Regions from separate parts of the Homo sapiens genome. Here region 1 is linked to region 2. A link is a contact called in ENCODE Hi-C or POLR2A ChIA-PET data. All regions are on one chromosome and are shown on one strand. Each heading gives the region's core, a stretch centred on a gene start or an enhancer-like site at or near the end of the contact. The rest is flanking DNA. Distances are from core to core; before and after follow the strand shown.

What was found. Hi-C counts contacts between places; a loop is a spot of excess contacts on that map. ChIA-PET counts read pairs that join two places held with the same protein, here RNA polymerase II (POLR2A). Pooled maps may share reads with other maps.
Region 1: a map of K562 shows a loop between it and region 2 (2.9-fold over the local background). The contact joins two enhancer-like sites. A Hi-C loop is called at or near these places in 1 of 168 maps with a recorded cell type or tissue (K562), 3 of 37 single-sample maps with no recorded cell type and 6 of 50 pooled maps. POLR2A ChIA-PET finds 5 or more read pairs at or near these places in 3 of 52 experiments (GM12878, OCI-LY7 and activated B cell).

Annotation. Positions count from the first base shown.
Region 1 is chr4:78,734,547-78,741,369 of GRCh38, reverse strand. LOC101928893 (a long non-coding RNA gene) reads right to left here. Exons shown (of 3, transcript NR_188357.1): 2 at 3,457-3,631. Among named protein-coding and RNA genes, the nearest start is that of BMP2K-DT, 38 kb to the left of the region's middle. RefSeq lists an enhancer at 3,708-3,827 and a silencer at 5,345-5,404. Within about 2 kb of position 5,451, at least 2 of the 41 ENCODE cell types and tissues checked have a DNase peak (open chromatin) inside an H3K27ac peak, as active enhancers do.
Region 2 is chr4:78,607,349-78,614,408 of GRCh38, reverse strand. It overlaps ANXA3 (annexin A3), which reads right to left. Exons shown (of 13, transcript NM_005139.3): 13 at 3,962-4,353. The coding sequence ends at 4,294. Among named protein-coding and RNA genes, the nearest start is that of LINC01094, 35 kb to the left of the region's middle. Within about 2 kb of position 3,753, at least 2 of the 41 ENCODE cell types and tissues checked have a DNase peak (open chromatin) inside an H3K27ac peak, as active enhancers do.

The sequences.
Region 1 (6,823 bases), core at 4,202-6,701, 130 kb before region 2:
CCCCTTGTTAATGTGATCTGCACTTTTTGATCAACCAAAAAAATTTTAAGACAACCACGAAAAGCAGGGGATTTCATAAATGTCAAGCATTTCTTCCTTCCAAAGGCTTCTACACTCCTGCCTTTGTCTCTCACTTTTTATGCCTGACAGGTTACCAAACTCTGATCTACTGGAAAGCATCTTACATCAGAAACACACACACACACACACACACACACACACACACACACACACACACACACGCTTTGAAGTTAGATACCTGAAGTTTCAGTTATTCACTCTACCACATTTTGTCTGTCTGACTTTGGAAAGTTTTCACAGTCTTAAGAGATTTTGAGGGGCCTCATGTGAAAGGGTAGTTAGGTACTTAGGGCAGTGAAAAGAATTGCTTTTGGTGATTGTTGTTCCAGGTCTCAGGCTGGGTCAAACATCTCTTATTCTAGGTATTCTAGATATATCATTTGTCCTTCTTAATGAGTAAATACCTTTCCACCCTGGGCACATTTAAATTTAAGTTTAGAAAGGTTTAAAGTAATCCAAACCATACTGTAAATATTTTTATATTATTAAGAAGGAATCTGGCTGGGTGTGGTGGCTCACGCCTGTAATTCTAGCACTTTGGGAGGCTGAGGTGGGTGGATCACTTGAGGTCAGGAGTTTGAGACCAGCCTGGCCAACATGGTGAAACCCCATCTCTACTAAAAATACAAAAATTAGCCAGGTGTGGTGGCGGGCACCTGTAATCTCAGCTCCTTGGGAGGCTGAGGCGCGACAATTGCTTGAACCAGGAGGTGGAGGTTGCAGCCACTGCACGCCAGCCTGGGTGCCAGAGTGAGACTCTGTCTCAAAAAAAAAAAAAAAAAAGAAGGAATCTGTACATATTTGGCATTCTTTTTTATAGCCAGCTCCTAAATACACATGCCTATCTGTTGACAATATCACATCATCAATATTTTTCAGTGAAAATTTTCCTAGTTAATTGAATTAGTTCAGATCTACTGTAGCGAGTCTATTTTTTTCTCTGTAAATTAAAATATGTTTAACTGAAATTTATATGTTCATCCATTTAGGTACGCAACAAATATTTACTAAGCCCCTAAAAGGCATCAGGTGTTTTATAGAAGCAAATAAGCCAGATGAGGCTGTTGCTCTTGTGGCGCTTCCATTCTAATGGAATTAGACAACAAACATACAAAAACATTTCAGATAGCGATAAGTGCTTTAAAGAAACGAAAATGTTAATTGGATAAAGAGTGACTAGGGGAAGTTTAATTACACTTCAAATCCTTGGACTAATTCCTTAGTATAACACTTGATAAGTCATCCACTAGTTTCTCCAACAGCAAGGAGGTTGGGAACAGCCTAGTCTTATTGCAAAAATCTCTTGCTGTAAAGGAAGCTTGTAAAGAGATTTCACAAGCCATAATTTCTGAGTTTACTTCTTTCATTTCAATTTAAAGGCTTAAAATACTTTAATCTTTTAAATCAGATGTGTAAATAATTCAAAGTATATGTTCATTGTTTATCTACTAAGCCTGATTATGTGAAATACTGTATATGTATATTAGTATATTATTCCCTAATTGAAAGAATCACTTAAACTTCCTCTTTCCTAAGTGTTAATTCATTTGATCAATTTGTAGTTGTGCAGTGCAGTGGCACAATGATAGTTCACCGCAGCTTCGAATTCCTGGACTCAGGCAATGTTCCTGCCTCAGACTCCCAAAGCGTTGGGATTAGAGGCATGAACCATTCCACCAGCCAGTTTGCAGTTTTTACAGTTGTTCTTTAGGCTTTTGGATAGTTTTAAAAACCACCTTAACAGTGACTTCTGTTGCCAAGAATACAACAAGGACAATAAATCACCAAGCAAATTGTTAGTCTCTTCTGTATCATCATTAAACAACAACAACAACAACAACAACAAAAGTGGCCAGGCGTGGTGGTTCATGCCTATAATCCCAGCACTTTGGGAGGCCGAGGCGGGTGGATTGCTTGAGCACAGAAATTTGAGACCAACCCAGGCAACATGGTGAAACCCCATCTCTACAGAAAATACAAAATTAGCCAGGCATGGTGTTGCAGGCCAGTCCAGTAGTCCCAGCTACTCGGGAGGCTGAGGTGGGAGGATCACTTGAGCCCGGGATGTAAAGACTGCAGTGAGCCGAGATCTCGCAGCTGCACTCCCACCTGGGTGACAGAGTAAGACCTTGTCTTCAAAAAAAAAAAAAAAAAAAAATGAACAAACAAACCAAACATACCTTCTAACTTCTCTATCTGAAAAACCATTTCCTTGAAGAAAAAAATTACCATTTTCTTTCAATCGTGAGGTCATTGGGAAATGATTATTTCCTCCTGCTGCTCTATCAAACTTTCAGGGACCAGCAGATGTAGCAGTCACAGCTACAAAAACTATTCTGTTTTCCTCTAAGAACAATAAAATATTCTAGAGTTGCAAATCAAGGTTGATGGATCCTTAGATGATGGATGAATGGAAATAGGACTTTTTATTTTTTCAGTAACAGTAAAATATTCACACACTGGCTGATAAGTTTTTCCTCTCTCTAAATTGTACAGTCCTACCATTTAGAGATTCTATTCTGGAGGTATCCCAGATGTATGTTACTTTAATAATCATAATCATAAAATAAACCTAATAACTCAATTGCTTGCTATATTGATAAGTTAAAAATCAATGTTGACTCCCTTCCAAGCCTTAGGAATAGGAAAACATTCTTACATTAGTTCTCCCTCACTTTTCCAGAGCATCTATGAGTTAAATGGTAGCACCAACTTATACAATTCAGTGGTATTTGAATGTAAAGTCCTAGAATAAATATTGGACAGAGGTAACTGTGTCCAAGATTCAAGAAGGTTAAAGAAATTATGGGGTGATAATAATTTAATTTGAGTATAGAGCAATCAATCTTTTCAGTTTACATCTAGATGAATGTTAAGATGTTTTGGCTGTGGTAACAGAAATCCTCACTTGAAGTGGCTTGAACAATAATATCTATTATCTCATATAACAAGAAGTCCAGAGGTAGGGTTGGATCCAAGGTTGGCTGATTCAGTGACTCAAATACTCGAATTCTTGACTTAGCATCCTCTGCTTTGCTGTCCTCAGGAGTGCTTTATCATGTTGTTTTTCTCTTAGCTGCCAGCAGTCATTGAACTACAAATGTCTCTTCCCTTTCCCTTTTCCTTCCCTTCTCTTCCCTTCCCTTCCCTCTACAAATTTCCCTTCCCTTCCCTTCCCTCCCCTCCTTTCCCTTCCCTTCCCTTCCCTTCTGTTCCCTTCCCTCTCCTCCCCTCCCCTCCTCTTCACTCCCCTCCCCTCTCCTCTTTTTTTCTTTTCTTTCTACTTGCCACGTTACCCAGGCTGCTCTCAAACCAATGAGCTCGAGCAGTCCTCCCACATCGGCCTCCCAAATAGCTGAAATCACAAGTACATACTACTGCATCCAGCTTCATGTATTCATTTTTATGTCCAGAAGAAGAGAGGCCAGGTACAGTGGCTCACAGCTGTAATCCAGCACTTTGGGAGACTGGGGCGAAATAATTGCTTGAGCTTAGGAGTTCAAGACCAGCCTAGACAATGTTAAGACAACATAGTGACACCTTGTCTCTACTAAAAAAGAAGAAAAAAAAATTAGCCAAGTGTGGTGGTGCGTGCCTGTAGTCATATCTACTCAAAAAACTAAGGTGGGAGGATCACTTGAGCCCAGGAATTCAAGGCAGCAGTGAGCTATGATGGCATCACTGCACTCCAGCCTAGGTGACAGAGTGAGGCCTTGTCTCAGTAAAATAAAATAAATGCTTCAGAAACAGTTAAAACACAAAAACAAAAAGAAACAAACAAACAAACAAAAAACAAAGAAGAGAAACCTATTCCCTAACCAGGCTGATTTGGCCTGCTTGGGTTATGTGCATATCCCAAACCTGTAACAGTTGTAATGCACAGATTGCTCTCAACTTAAGATTCATCATGATCAGGAGATGCAGTGGAATCAGGTTTTTTTTAAGCACATGGCTGTGTGGGAGAGGAGTTATTTGTGGGGTAAAGAGGAAATGGGTGTTGGGTAGGCAACCAATATTATGCTCTATTTCCAGATACTAAGACAATTTGCAAATGAAATCACAAGATAGCAACCTTTGAAACAATCAGAAAAGCAAGAAATATTCAAAACTGCAAAGAAGTTGACCACAAATAACAGACCAATAACCTTAACATTCTAGTTCAGAATCAAACTGGTTATGAGAAGCTGCAGACAGCTGGTCAGACCACAGGCCTCTCGGCCCACCAGATAGGTAAAGCCCATGAGTTCTCCCCCATGTTTGCCCCAACTCTCTCATCCCAGTCATCCTAGGCCGCTTGCTAAAAGGCAAACTCTTTTCTGTCATTATTATATTAGCCCCCATCTACTCCATTCTTTTTTTTTTTTTTTGATAAGGAGTCTCACCATGTTGCACTGGCTGGAATGCAGCAGCTCTTTCCAGGCACCATCCTAGTGCACTGTAGCCTCAAACTCGTGGGGTCAAATGATCCTCCTGCCTAAGCCTCCAGAGTAGTCAAGACTACAGGCATCAGCTACCCCATGCCCAGCTTACTCCATTCTTCCTTCTCTTGATTCTTTAATTACAAAGCAATCTTGCTACAGCCTTTATCTCTTTCCCTAATGTGCTTTTCCCCTTTTTCACAATTTAAAGTGTTTAAAGAGGAGCCAGCTTTTGTTCACAGGCGGTGTATGTGTATTAATATGCATGTGTGTGCATGGATGTGAAGATTTTGAAAGGTTTGAAAGTGCTCACCCCCCTCCACAAACCCTACACACCACCCACCCTACTCTGCTTGGCCGTTGATTTGGGTGTACCTGCAGCCCTACCAGCTTGAGTTAACCTAAACCCCATCTCCCTATCAAATCAAAGGAATTACGCAGTAAAGAAAAAAAGATGAAAATAGGGTGAGTGGCTGGGTGCAGTAGCTCACACCTGTAATTCTAGCACTTTGGGAGGGTGAGGCAGAGAATCACCTGAGCCCAGGAGTTTCAGACCAACTTGGGCAACATAGTGAGACCCTGTCTCTAAAAAAAAATTAAAAAATAGAATGAGATTGGAGATGTAAGTCTAGGGCTTCACAGAGGATGTGACACTTTAACTGACGGTATATAATCTAGACAAAACAGTGAGTGTTGAGGGCCTCCATTTAATATAGCTACATCAGTGGGTAAAGGATGAGAGATAAGACTGGACAAAAACATAAGGGCTACCTCTGGTGTTTTAAAGATTCAGGCCAATCTCTATTACTTCTGATTCAATTAGTCTGGGATGGGGTCTGGGCTTAGATATTTTTTAAAAGCTCCCCAGATTATTGCAATATGTAACTGGGTTGAGAACCACTGCTCTCAAGAAACACTGAAGCATTTCAAACAGGGTAATGATGGAGACAGATTTAAGTGAGAGCTCAAAGTGAAACTGCTTAGAATGAGAAGGGAAGCTTTTGAGAAGTGATGTGAGGTTGGAACCAATAGTGTCTGAAACCCTAGAAGAAGAAATAGCTATCAAAGTCAAATTCATTATAAAAGTCAAGACTCAGCCTGAAAAGAGACTATTGCATTTTTCTTATTACATTATTTGCAAGAGTAACTTCATATTACTCAGATCAGAAGGCTTGTGTCACCTGGGTTGAGGGGTGAATAGAAGGTAAAGAAGGGAGGGTATTTGCTTGTGAAGGGATGTCCATTGTAGGAAACATGGAGACTTTTTAAATTGGAACTATAATAATAATTGTAAATATTAATACATAAATATTAATATAATTATAATATAAATATAATTCTAATTGTAATAATGATAATTATATAATAATTGATCATTATTATAATTCCAATATAATTGTGTGCAAGTGATTTGAGATGTTTGTATGTTGAAATAAATTTGTTTTGCTGATGGCATAGATGAAAGTGATTTGCATGTTTTAAATCACAGTAAGCCCAATATGAGTATACCCTGTGACATGATCACTGCTATATTTGTGTCCACTCCCTCCAAAATTTGTATGTTGAAATCTTAATTCCCAAAGTGATGGTATTAGGAGTTAAGGCATTTGGGAAGTGATTAGGTCATGAGGGTGGAGCCCTCAGGAATGAGATTGGTGCCCTTATAAAAGAGGCCCTTGGGAGCTTGGTAACTCCTTTCGCTAAGTGAGAACACAAGAAGGTGCCATCTGTAAGAAAGTGGACCCTAACCAGACACTGAATTATGCCTTAATTTTGGACTTCCCAGTCTCCAGAACTGTAAGAAATAAATTTCTTTTATGTATAAGCCACTCAACTTATGGTATTTTGCTACAGCAGCCCTAACAGACCAAGATAATCCCCAGTGTACATATCTGGTGAGAGCATACTGGCCACTCTTACCACTGTGGTAAGAGTATGCCATTGTTATAACAAGTAGGACACTACTCTTTTCTAGTCCACAATGATCAGATCACCCAGAGAACTGTATTCCCCTTTTGGTGTCAATCTTTAGGAGATTTATAGACAAACTGGGGTCCATTTCGAGGGGAGTGGCCAAAATAGGGAATCGAAACCATGCTGTGTGACACACAGTTGAAGAAAATGAGAATATTTTGCCTGGAGAAAAAAATATTTGAGAGGACATAATGCTTTCTTTATAAATTTGCAGGCTATGATGTGAAAAATGAAGGGAACATTCTATAAATGCCTGGGAGACCATTCGTAGGCTGTCACCACAGCAAAAGTATCCTGGGGGCCTAGAAAAATAGGGAAAGCTTTTTCCAAGTCAGAATAGGAATGACTTA
Region 2 (7,060 bases), core at 2,504-5,003:
GGGATTTCTTTTAACAGTTTACTGCAGCAGCCATTCAATGTTACCTCCTACTCTGTAACCCTCCTCCTCATTTGAAATTCTCCTCTCTCTCACTGTTGACTTTGTAAACTCTACAGAAATAGGCAAACTTTGGTTTCAGAGGAGGGCTGGCCCTGGTGGGTAAAACTGGCACAAAGCTGAGTTTGATGAAACTGAAAGAAATATAGCACCAGTAAAAAGGCTTCAGCACACAGCAACCTGTACTTGCTTGACTCTCACAGTCCCACGGGAGACATACAGAGTGGGTGGGAAAGATCTGAGTTTGTCAGTTTGCTGGGGGTGGGGTTGAAAAAAAATTTGGGGTACTTTCCGTGGCTCATAAAACACAAGGTTTCACAGGCAGGAAATTGCCAAGAAGTTTGCTTTATCTTCTTTCCTAATTGCAAACTAGAAGAGGTAGCTTTACAACATCTCAAAATCCCCCAAGTGATTAGAGCACTGTATAAGCAATTGTAAGTCTTCCAAACTGAGCCAGAGAATAATGGCTAATGTTTATTGAGCACTTAACGGGTGCAGGCACTGTGGTAAGTGCATCACCTAATCTGGCTTATTGAAACCTCACGCCTACTCTGAATGATACTTGCATGGCCATCCTGGCTTTACAGGTGAGGAAACTAAGGTACAGAAAGAGTAAGCGACTCACTCCCTCACATGTCATACTACTGTCAACTGATGGGCAGGAAATAAGACTAGGAAACTTTCTTCAGATCCTGTAACCTCATCACTGAGGTGAACACAGTTGGCTCTTATCGTTGGAGGACACACTGACAACATATTAATAACACTGATTTCAGCTGACAGTTCTCTGAAGCTTCCAAGGCCTCAGAGTTACTGTCGCTGAGTAGTACTAAAACAAGTATCGCTTATTTATTCTACAAATGCTTGTTGAACACTTACTATCTGCTCTTCACTGGCAACTCACCATGCCAATGCAGTTATTGGTAACTAATTTTTATTGAGTTAAATTTTTCACATGCTTTATTTCATTTCATCCTTGCACATATTTAAGGTAGGTGCTGTTATTGTCAGCTAAAGAATTGAGTTGTATGGAGGTTAAGTATTTGTCGAGCACTGTTATCTACGCTGCTGCCATAAGTGGTGAAGCCAGGATTTGAACCCAGTTTGATATGACCCCAAAATTATTGTTTTAAAGACAAAGTAAAACTGTGGGTTATCCATATGGCATGAAATTGGGGAAATGGAAATAGGGGAAGGTACATGGAAGAAATGTCTGAACTACTGTACACTATTTTAAAAATTTCCTCAATACATTCTTACAAATAGGCTAGAGAATCTCCTATTCAACATCCTCATTTGCCATTTTTGCAGCTCCTGATTTATAGACCAAACATTCTGTTACTGTAGCGTGAAGTGTACAAACCTTCTGCTTCTGCAGCTCACCAACCACAGAGCCCAGGACTCTCTGCAGCTGGCTATTTTTCTCTTCTTTCAATCTTCAGGGACTAAACTTAGGGCTTAATGAGATGACATGAATGCACTCAATTCTGCAGGTGATCCATGTCAGAGCTAATGCACATTCATGTAAATGAAGATGGTCCTGGGAATCCAGAGAAGCCAGATGATTAAATTAAATGTTCCACATGTTTCCTTAAGAAGGAGTTTACAGTGACAATAAGATTTCTGAACCATGACAAACCTTCTATAGAAGAAGTTTCCAACAGTTTAGATTTGGCCATGTTATTCTGAAGCAAGTTAAGTAGGTTTTGCCATTGGGATGCAAGGCCGTGGGGTTCACTTTGAACTTGACATGCCACCTTGTGGAAATTGGAGGCAATAAAAAATGTGGCCATTGAATACTACTCTATAATAATTATATGATACAGGCTAACATTTATTAAGGGCTTACCATGTGCTATGCACTATGTGGAATACCTTTTAAGTGTTTTTTTTCATTTATTTTTCAAAACAATCTTATGAGGTAGGTACTATTGTTGTCCCATTTTAAAGACGAGGAATATGTGGCTTAGAAAGGTAATTGCCTGAAGTCCAATGCATACAAGGCAAAACAGATGTGAGTAGAAGGGTTAGAGGGTTACCTCATTGGGGCTTTTTTTTTTTCTGCAGAATTCTCTTGTGTGATCACTACTGTGTTCAAGTTCTCACCTTCTTCAAACTCACTCATGCACAGGTAAGGTTTTTTTGTTTTGTTTTGTTTTTGAGACGGGGTCTTGCTCTGTCACCCAGGCTGCAGTACGGTGGTGTGATCATAGCTTACTGCAGCCTCAAACTCCTGGGCTCAACTGATCATCCCACTTCAGTCTCTTGAGTAGCTGAGACTATAGGTGCACACTACCACACCCAGCTAATTTTTAAATTTTTCGTAGAGACAGAGTCTCCTGATGTTTCCTGGACTGGTCTCAAACCCCTGGGCTCAAGTGATCCTTCTGTCTCAGCCTCCCAACATGCTGGGATTAGAGGTGTGAGCCACTTTGCCCAGCCACAGATAAGTTTTAAAGTCCAGATGACCCGGATCTTAAGCCTTGGCTTTGCCACTGTGTAACCCTGGGCTGGATACCTAACCTGAGTCTCATTTTCCTCACTTGCAAAACAGGGGAAATATTGACACATGTAACCATGCTTTGTTTCAGAAAGTACTTAATACATAAGTGGTATAACAACTCTGAGGATGAATGAGATCTAAAATAAAGATTCACTGTATTAAATGCCTTTTATGTGCTGAGCACTGTTCTAATCTAAGCACTAGGCATTGAAAACTACAGTGGCCCTGGGATGGGATAAATTCTAAGGCAAAACAGTGGTTAAGAGCCTGGACACTGGAGTTGGACTACCTGGCTCTTACAGTGACAAGTTACTTAATTTCTCTAAGCTTCCATTTCCATTTCTATATCTGTGTTGGTATCTACATTGTAAGATGCCTTGAGGATTAACAAATTAAAATATACTACACTGTTTAACATAGTACCTAATACATAGTAAGCACTCTATGAGTATTAACATTGATTTATTGCTTCGTGATATACTTACTCACTAAATCACTTACACTAAAATCGTGAAGGCATACTTGACTGACACTTGGTAACTTTGAATACCATGTTTACTCAATTTTATCTCCCAAATATTTAAGTAGTTGTTTTCATTATCTCCTGCCATCATCTTAGTTATGACTGACATTTATAGTATTGATTACAGAACTAACTTGCCAAATGAGCTTCCTGACTCAAGCAATCCTCCCACCTCAGCCTCCCAAGTAGCTTGGACCACAGGCATGTGCCACCATGCCAGGCTAATTTTTGTATTTTTGGCAGAGACAGGGTCTCACTAGGTTGCCCAGGCTGGTCTCAAACTCCTGGGCTCAAGCAGTCCGCCTGCTAACCTCCCAAAGTGCTGAGATTACAGGCGTGAGCCACTGCACATGGCCAGTACGATCATTTCTATTCTGGTCCAGGAAAATAACTCTAACTGGAATTTTTTTCACTTTATCTATTTCATATCAGTCAAGGTATTTCATATTAGGTCCCACTCAAAGATGGCATGATGGATTCTTTAAATGCATAGTTTTGCCAACTCAAGAGAAAAGGAAACCTTAGAGGCTTGATTCTAAATGCCCATTCTGGGAAAGTAGTATTTAGCATGAAGCAACCATAATTCATGCTTGCCATTCAGACAGGAAGTGGTTAGATTAATCCTTCAGCAGATGTTTTCTGAAAGCTGAAATAACTTATCATGCATTACCACTCCTATAGCTTGATCACAACTACAAAGGGTAGGCCAGGGTCACATACATCTTCATCTTATTCCTTTCTTTCAAAAAAGTGTGATTAACAAGGTGATAAACTGAAGCAGTAACAGCTTCTATACAGAAACATGTTTTAAAATATTAGTTGTTGGCACCAGGCATCAAACAATGTTGGCAAGCTCTGAAAGCAAACAAAGAAATTACTTTTAACAAAAGCAACAATTTTTATTATCTTGCTTTATATTTAATGGAGTAGAACTATAAAGATTCTTAACTTTGAAAGCAGAAATATAAGTTGGATAGTAGTTGCAGATCTTTAATACCATTTTCAATTTCATTTATGAGCTGCTACATTATAAATGAGATGCTCTAAAATAATAATCGCTTTTGTTGTTGTTGTTATAGAACAATGAAAATTCCTGTTAGGAACACAAGTTGCTGTTTATATTTGCTTGTTCTCTTAAATAGTATGAGAAGAAGTAAGGTGGAGCTGTTGGGAAAGCCCATCGTGGACCTTTGGAGATTATCTTCTTGGTTCAGTCATCTCCACCACAGATTTTTAAGAGTGTGATTTCATAGTCTCCAGAAGTATCCGACTGCAAAGAATAAAATCAATGAAGAACAAATACAGTATAAATAATGGGAGACCATAAATGAATCAAATCCTATAGCACTAGGGAATTCACCTGGGTGTGAGACTCATGAGCTATACCATTTAGTAAAACATACCTGCAATTCCATCATTCATTCATACCTGAGTGTAATTACGTTCTGACCAGCATCTTCTTCACTGTAAGTAATATTTAGATTCTTCCTGATATACTGCAGTTAAATTTCAATTTTGGTTTAATAAAATAAGATTGCATCACTTACATAATATTGATTTCTATAAAAACTTCAAATTTTAGTTTTAATAATATTTATCGAACACTTGCTATTCAAAAGGCTTAATGTGTATTAACTACTTTAACCCTTTTAAAAGCTCTCTGCAATAGGTACTATACGTATCCCCCATTTAACAGATAAGTAAAATGAGAAAGACAGGTTAGGAAACTTGCCTCAAATCTTATCGAGAATAAGTGACAAAAGCAGGATTTGAATCCCTATATCCTGGCTCCTTAATACCCTGCTACACTGCCTAACTTAGGAAAGTGAAATGAACCACATTTTTAAAGAATATGTTTATCAGTTCCTTTTCCCAAGGCCAACCAAAAATAGACTGTTGTCCAGAAAAGATACTACGTGAGGTTGAGGCTTAAAGGGCAAAGATACCAAGTTTGTAACGCAAAAGACTTCACAGGAGGTAAAACTTGGCTTTCAACCTGGATTGTGTAAGATGCTCACATTATTTTTATTTTATTTGAGGTAACCCAACCAGTGAGCTCTTCTTATCACTTAAGTTTCACATTTGGAATGGCTGTTACTGGGGTGAATATTAGAGAAAGTGGTAATATAAAGGAAGTCTCAGAGAAGGCTCATTTAGTGAAGAAGTTAAGCATTACTTTCATAGTAAGACACAATAGGCCTTTATATATATTTTTCTGTTTTCTTTATTTCTTGTTCATTTGTCTGTTTCACAAAATATATGACAATATTCTTCGTTTTTATATAGATTTTAGTTCTTATGCTATTGGTTTTCCTGTCTTGCTCTGCAATAGCAGAGCTGACAAGTCAACAATGCTCCAGCTTTGTATTAAAAGAGCTCCTTCTAGACATCTCTGATCAGAGTTGTAAACAATTAGGCGTTCTACCAGTTAGTCAAGAAAATACATCCAAGTAACTCAAAGTATATTTACACCGCTAATGACTTACTTGACCTCTCCACATGTCTTACATGGCTCAAAGACATCTCAAACTCAATACATGTAAAACCAAACTCATAAACCTCCCCCCACTCCCCCAAAAGAAAAGGAAACAAACAAACAAACAAACAACCTAAAACCTGATCCTCTTGCAAGGAATGGCGCCACTGTCTGTTTTCCAAGTTAGGAACTTGAGTGTCATCCTTGCTATCTTCCTTTCCTCACACCAAGATATTATACCAAGTCCCTTAAGTTTCAACTCCTAAATATCTTTTGAGCCCTTCTTATTCTCCAGAATAAGAAGATCTTACAGGGATCTTTTCATGATCCTGATACTAACTCTTCAAGAGCTCATGCCCAGAACTCTTCAATGGCTTCCCCTTACTCTTAAGCTAAAGCCAAAATTCCTTAAACATTGCCAAAAAGGTCCTGCATGATCTGGCCCCCACATCCTCATTTTTCATTATGCTTCCTCCACCATGAGGCCTTTCCATTTGTCATTTCTTTTATTAGAATGTTCTACTGGCTCCCTTACCTCCATACATTTTGCCTTATTAATATCTACTTATTTTCCAGATCTGAATCATGACTTTCTCATAGAAGCCTTTCCTCTAAGTCAAGTCCTACTATTGTAGGATCTTTTAGCACAATGTCACTTTCCTTTACATTTAACATAGTTGTAATTCCATAAGGGCAGAAAATGTCTTCCCCCACCCTACCCCCTTTGCTTATAATTGTAACCCTGAGCCTAGCACATAATATGCATTTGATAATATTTTTAATTGAATGAGTGAATTCGCTGATCTCAAAGCTCTCTTTCAACTGAACTCATCTTGCTACTTGGATTTTATTTCTCAATATTCCCCAAGGTAGACCCTCTAATCAAACAAATGCCTTATTACTTCTTTCCCTCTTGCTTCTTCCCATATCTGTCTCTAGAGCATTTACTTTTAAGACCCTATTGATCTGGGGTCTTAAAGGTAAATGCTCCAGCAGAGCACCTGGCCCACAGGAGACACTCAACACATGCTTGTTGACCTGAAAGGCAGGCTCAAGACCCATTTCTCTAACCCCAAACTTCTTTTCTTCTCAATTCCGATAGTACTAGCTCTATATTCAACAATCTAGTATTTAATTGTCTGTTGTTTCAATTATTATCTTCTAATTGTTTCTTCATACCTACCTCAAGTCTCCACATAGATTATGAGTTGATTGTGAGTGGCTACTATATTTTCCCATAAAAAGCTTGGAATTGTGCTATTTATTAAATAAATACAGAATTTGTCTATGAAGGAAAACTACCAAAAAATATAATTTCATCTAAATTTTCCATAATATCTTCTTATAAAGTAGTAAGAGGTACACATTGGTTTTTCACCTCTGTTCTTCCTTGCCTTCTCCTTCCCACCGGTTACCCCCTGAGAAAGGTGTCAATGGACAAAGAAATGTCTAAACAATAGGTGGAAGGAAGAAAACAGGCAGGATGACAGGCTGAGATGAT